Regions from separate parts of the Homo sapiens genome. Here region 2 is linked to region 1. A link is a loop called in an ENCODE intact Hi-C map of the cell type or tissue named here. Cell type or tissue: sigmoid colon. All regions are shown on one strand. Links, peaks and the distances in the headings refer to the core of each region. The heading gives the core; the rest is flanking DNA. Region 1 overlaps PAM (peptidylglycine alpha-amidating monooxygenase). Region 2 overlaps PAM (peptidylglycine alpha-amidating monooxygenase).

What was found. Peaks named below come from ENCODE experiments on the same cell type or tissue, not always from the same donor. Only the 100,000 strongest peaks of a DNase experiment are listed, where the experiment ranks them.
Region 2: a loop joins it to region 1, with 2.3 times the contacts of the local background. A loop is called at or near these places in 12 of 110 quality-filtered maps.

The regions. Positions count from the first base shown.
Region 1 is chr5:102,856,428-102,859,352 of GRCh38, forward strand. All of the region lies in intron 1 of PAM (peptidylglycine alpha-amidating monooxygenase), which reads left to right. Among named protein-coding and RNA genes, the nearest start is that of PAM, 100 kb to the left of the region's middle. In sigmoid colon, for the core only: no CTCF peak of the experiment used is centred there; DNase peaks (open chromatin) are centred at 834 and 1,214; H3K27ac peaks cover 160 bases.
Region 2 is chr5:102,759,626-102,762,550 of GRCh38, forward strand. The region is part of intron 1 of PAM (peptidylglycine alpha-amidating monooxygenase); the gene reads left to right. Among named protein-coding and RNA genes, the nearest start is that of PAM, 5.8 kb to the left of the region's middle. RefSeq lists an enhancer at 2,464-2,613. In sigmoid colon, for the core only: no CTCF peak of the experiment used is centred there; a DNase peak (open chromatin) is centred at 1,456; H3K27ac peaks cover 365 bases.

The sequences.
Region 1 (2,925 bases), core at 147-2,646:
CCATCTCTTGAGAACTTGACAGTTCAGTCTTTAGAGTAAAAAGATGTGTGCTATTTGGAAGACAGGGATCTGTTTTATTTTACAGTAAAATATGCCAGCATTGAATTTGATACATGTGTTAGGAAGCAACATTTGTATTAGTCAAAGCTGAGGAATTTAATTAAGAATTATATGTCTTGTTATTTTCCCCGTGGAAGTATTTACAGGGCTGAGCGATTTGATGACTAATGGACATATTTAAAGGGCGTCTGTTACTGATCATGGAAACAAAAAATAAAATAAAATAAAATTTTTTACTTTTGGCAAGTTCTTATTGCAGTAGAATCATATGCTGAATGGTACCCCTGAGATTTTTTTTCAGCATATATGTTCTAATAGGTACCCAGCCAATTTTGACTTGCAAGGGAAAGATACTTCAAATTGGCTGCATGTTAGAAGACATGAATCCCAAACAAATCTGTGTGCAGAAAATACCATTCAATTTGCTAGGTCTTGCTAATGAAGAGAGCCTTAAAAAACAAACCAACAACAACAACAACAAAAAACAGCAACTTGGTACACCTAAGTGTGGTAAACCCTGTGTTCCACCTAGGGTGAAGTTTATCTTCCTAGAGCAAGGGTGTCCCTCAGTGATCACAACACAGATGATTTTAAAGTTTCAGCTAGTAATGTTAATGAGAAAAGCTGGCCAGTTATAAAAAAAATAGAAAGGGCAAAAAACAAATGAACAAACAACTGCACTTGAGAGCTGAGCAGCAGTTTTAACAGCTACTCCTAGCCTCAGAGACTGAGAGCAGATAGGGAGCAGTGGGGACAGTGGCAGTCTGCGGATTGCTGGCCACGTCAAAAAGGGAGTCACTACTTGGCTCAGCTAATTGTTGCTGTGTGGAAATGTGAGTCCAGTGATGCCAGATTTTTATGGCTCTTCAAGAGAGTGGAAATCTGGGTTTTATATGAAATCTTTCATTTTGAAATGTTTATTCAGAGCTCAAATATGGGGGAGGAGTTGGGAAAAAACCCATGCAGGCCAAACCAAATCTTCTTTTGGATCAATTTGAACCATAGGCATAGGACTTCGATTTGTTACCTACTGAATTAGCTAAATGAGTAATGTTTATAAAGTTGAAGAGGGAATGTTTCCTAGTATATGAATGGAAAAAAGACTAGGTGCGTAGTTAAGAGCTTCAACCATGGCGTCAGATTGCCTGTGTTTATGTCCTGGCTGGGTACCATGGGCATGTTACCAATTCGCTTTGTGTCCAGTTGCCACTTCAGTAAAATAGGAATGATAATGGTACAAATTTCATAGAGTTGCTGTGAGGATTCAGAAGAGCTAATTTATATAAACTGCTTAGTACAATGCCTGGCATATAGTAATTGCTCAATAAACATGAGCTATTATTATTTTGCAAGAAAATGGTATTCAAAGGATTTACCTATTTGTTATACCTGAAGAAAATATCCCCAATAAATATGGAGGGTCTGTTTTGTGTTGAAGAGTATGGATTAAGAGCATGGATTCTGGAGTCAGCAGGCTAGGATTTGAATTCTTGCTCTATCACTGTGTAACCAGAACAAGTTAATTTTTCTGAGCTTTAGATTCCTCATCTATAAAACAGAATTAATAACCCATATCTCAAAGTCATAAGAATTCAGCAAGATTATACACGCAAAATCAGTGCTGGCATATGAGTCAGTAAGTGTTAACTGTTGTTATGATTATTCTTTAGGATATTTTCCCCCATTATTTGGAAGTTCCATTTTTGCAAACACTTTTTTAAGTTATTTATTTCTTATTATATGTACTTAAAGAAAATGGAATTGCATTTGATTTACAAGTTAAGCTTCATCTTAATGAGCCACATTACAACAGTGGTTCTCAACCAGGTGATTTTACCCTTCAGAAGACATTTGGCAATGTCTGGAGACATTTTTGATTGCCATAACTGAGGGGAATGCTACTGGCATCTAGTGGGTGGAGGCCAAGGGTGCCGCTGAACACCCTGTAATACACAGGACAGCCCCTACAACAAAGAATGGTTCAGCCCAAAATGTTGATAGTGCTGAACTTAAGAAGCTCTGCATTACAGCTATATAGCCACCATAACATTTAGTTTGTAATGTTCTTGCTAAGCAGAGGAAGAATTTTTCTTTTATCAAAACATTACCTAACTTTCAGATAGCAGTTAACATGTAAATTGAAATCTGTCGAACCATATTTAATAAAATATTTTAAAATGCATATATTCCTGTTTTCTTCTAGTTACAAAAGTAATACAAGCCAGTGAAAATTAAAAGACTACAAAAGCATATAAATAAGACAATGAACTCCACCTTTTCCCCAACCATCTCCATAGAAAATCTCTGGAAATGCAACAGTTTAAGTTATATTACTTCAGACTTTTAAATACAGTCACATGCCTCATAATGATGCTTTACTCAGTGTCACGACACATATGTGATGGTGGTCCCATAAGATTATAATAGAGCTGAACAATTCCTATCACCTAGTAACATCGTAGTCATCATAATGTCAATGCATTACTCATGTGTTTGTGGTGATGCTGATGTTAACAAACCTACTGCCCTACCAGTCACATAAAAGTCTGGCACATATGATTGTGTATAGTACGTAATACTTGATAAAGATAATAAACGACTGTGTTATTGGTTTATGCATTTACAATACTATTTTGTCTTTATTTTAGAGTGCACTCCTTCTACTTACAAAAAAAATGTTAACTGTAAAACAGCCTCAGGCAGGTTTTTCAGGAGGCATTTCAAAAGGCATTGCTATCATAGGAGATGACTGTTCCATGTGTTATTGCCCAGAAGACCTTCTGGTGGGACAAGATGTGGAGGTGAAAAACTGATATTGATCATGCTGATCTTGTATAGGCCCAGGCTAGTGTGTGTGTGTGTGTG
Region 2 (2,925 bases), core at 249-2,748, 97 kb before region 1:
CCAAACCAGACAAATCTGTAGTTGGAATTCAACCTAGGGCCACCACTTTATGACCTCTACATGTAAGAAACTGAGAGGAGTTTAATGTGGCTAAAGGCATAAACCTTAAACGGACAAGCAAGGGAAGCACTGGCTTTGTGGAACTTGCTAAGGAGGGGTGGCCTAATTCTAAGGACAGTGGGTGACATTGAAGACTGAAACAAGATGAGATTTGTGTTACAAGATGCAGTCTAGCTACTGTATAGAGAATGAGTGGGAGGAGGCAGTGGTGGAAGAAAGATAACCATTTGGAAGCTTACCGTGGTCATAGGAAGAAATTAAGTGTGGCTAAAAGCAAGGTATTCAAGCAGGTGGGAGATGAGTGGATTTCAGAGATATGTATGATACCCCTATGTTGGGATTCAATTCTCCATTAGTCACTCAGACTTTTGCATGTCTTGTGAGCAAAGGCATTTACTGCTTTCATCCCAGACTCTCTTAAAGACATTTGTATGGTAGATAGTTTTGGAAGATAGAGGTATTCTTTCCCTCTGAAGCAAAGGGCAGGTAGGTTTTACTGTCCAGTTTAAAAGATTCAAGTACCCTAAGCTCAGGGTTCCCCTCTGACAATGCAGATCATCAAGTATCTGCTTCACATCACATGGGGGGAACTGAGTTTCAGGACATTGGCACAACTATGCTGATACTACTGCTACTGATATTTTTGTGAGTAGTATAGTCCTTTGTTTCTCACCCTAGAATTTTCTGTCTTCTTCCAGCATCCCCATGAAACTGTGGCACCCTGATTTCGTTAGCCTGCAAGTAGGATAAAAATCTCAGACCCTTAATTATTGATAGCCACTAGCCACATTGTCTGTTTAAATTTAAGTATAAATTAATTAAAAATGGAATACGATTTTAAAAATCCATTCCTCAGTTGCAGTAGCCACATTTCAAATGCTTAATAGCCATACAAGGCTAGTGGATACTGTACTGGGCAGAGAAGATATAGAAAATTTCCATCATTGCAGATAGTTTTATTGGACATTGCTGGTTTAAAGCTTCAAATTTTGTTTGTGTTGGTGAGTGAGTAGAGACAGTAGAAGTTGTTGATTTCGACAGCATAAAAATGATGTTTGACTTCATGTTAGATTCACAGGAGTCCCTTTAATACAAAGAAAATATTTCTGTTTGGATAACCTATACAGTACTTAGTTCAGGCCTCTTGGGGAAAAGAAAAGTGGAAAAGTATCTACACTGTCAATTTGGAGACTGGGCAGACTGGGACCATGTAGCAACAGAAGTTCTACATATAAACAGCGTTACTCAAATCATGTGTGATTGTGAGATTAGGATCTGTGCCCAAAGGAGATTGAACTGCTGAACACTGTCTTGAGCTTTGTCTACTAACCATGCTTAACACAAAAGGACAAGAATTGCATGTTAACAGTGAGGGTCTGGAGCATAGCCAGTCCAGCAGCACCTCGGCAGTGCCTGCTGCAACCCAGCTGTGCTGGTGTGGTCTCACAGAAAGGATGGAGGACAGGAACAAGATTTCCAGATGGCTCTTGTTCAGGGAGTTTAAGAGGGTAGCTTCAAGAAAGGAGGGAACTGGACTCAAAAAATATAAAACATAATACTTTAAAGTACAACTTTAAATGACACCGCAGAATTAAGGAAACAATCAAAGCAGCAGATCTGCTTCCCTATCAGATAGGAGAAGCTCATTTTGTAGAGAGTGTGGGCCACAAGTACTGGGAAGCAAATGCACAAAGAATAATAGGTCCAGCCAACAGTTGCAGTAACAAAGGACGGTTTTTACCTGCATTGAGTGTACAGTTCACTGCTGCATGTACAACATAAGCAAAACAAAAACAGTGGTAGAAATAAATAAAAGTAAAGTCTGAGGCCCTTATGGAAGAATCATACTACTACCTGCTTTTTCCGTGGCTAAAAATGCCTTATAAATTTCATATCTTGAGAATTTCACTTATTTATGCCAAAGTAAGTTTGTTTTAAAATAGTACTCATTTGTAGTGCAGTAACATTTTACTTATATAAAGATTAATTCAAGCTTTTAAAAGTCTGAAGTTTAGAATATTTTAAAGATAGAATTTATTATTTTTAAGCACTTATGTTATCTTTTAGAACTCTTTTGAAGGGAACTTTTATGAAGATATTAGTTAATTTTGAATAGCATGATAATTGTTGCATGTAACTGGAGGCTTCTATAGTGTTTAAAGAAAACTTTTTGTAGGTTATATGTATACCTGTTATTTACATTACTAATTACATCAACAAATCCTTATTTTCATAGACATTCCTTTCAAATTCAGTGAATTCTGGGAGAGCCGAGGTCATATGCTATTAGGGTTTGTATAAAGGTAGAGTCCCTTGCATAAAGCAGGCATTTGTTAACTAGTGAGATTTTTCCCCATTTAGTTTAAAAACGTTACTTTGTTAAATGTCTTTTTCTTTTAATTGTGAGTTTTGAAATCTTATTTTTGTAGGGGTAGAAAACTCTGGTTATCTCCCCCAAATTCCCCTTCCTCAGCCCTGCTGAATCTGGTAAAGTCACTTGTTCAGTGTGCTTTCATTTTTCCTTTCTCTTTTATTTGCCACAGTTCTTACCTGTGCTTCAGGCTTGTCTTGCCTTGTGCCTCTGTTCTCTTCATATAAACAGCATGAAATTGGAAATACTCATTGTCTGTTGTATTTCTGAAGATCAGAATTTTCCCCAGTTTCATGCTGTCCTTTCTCAGGCAGGGTGTGGTAAGTCATCTTTTGAGAACTGTTTCCAGTAAAACTGGAGTATGCTGTTGAAACTGTTGGTGTGCCCTCTTCAGAAACAAAACCAGGAGACTTGCTGTTTATTGCATGAGTCACTGATGGGTTTCAATGAGTGGAAGCAATATTAGATTTTTTTTTTCATGCTCATCAATGCTA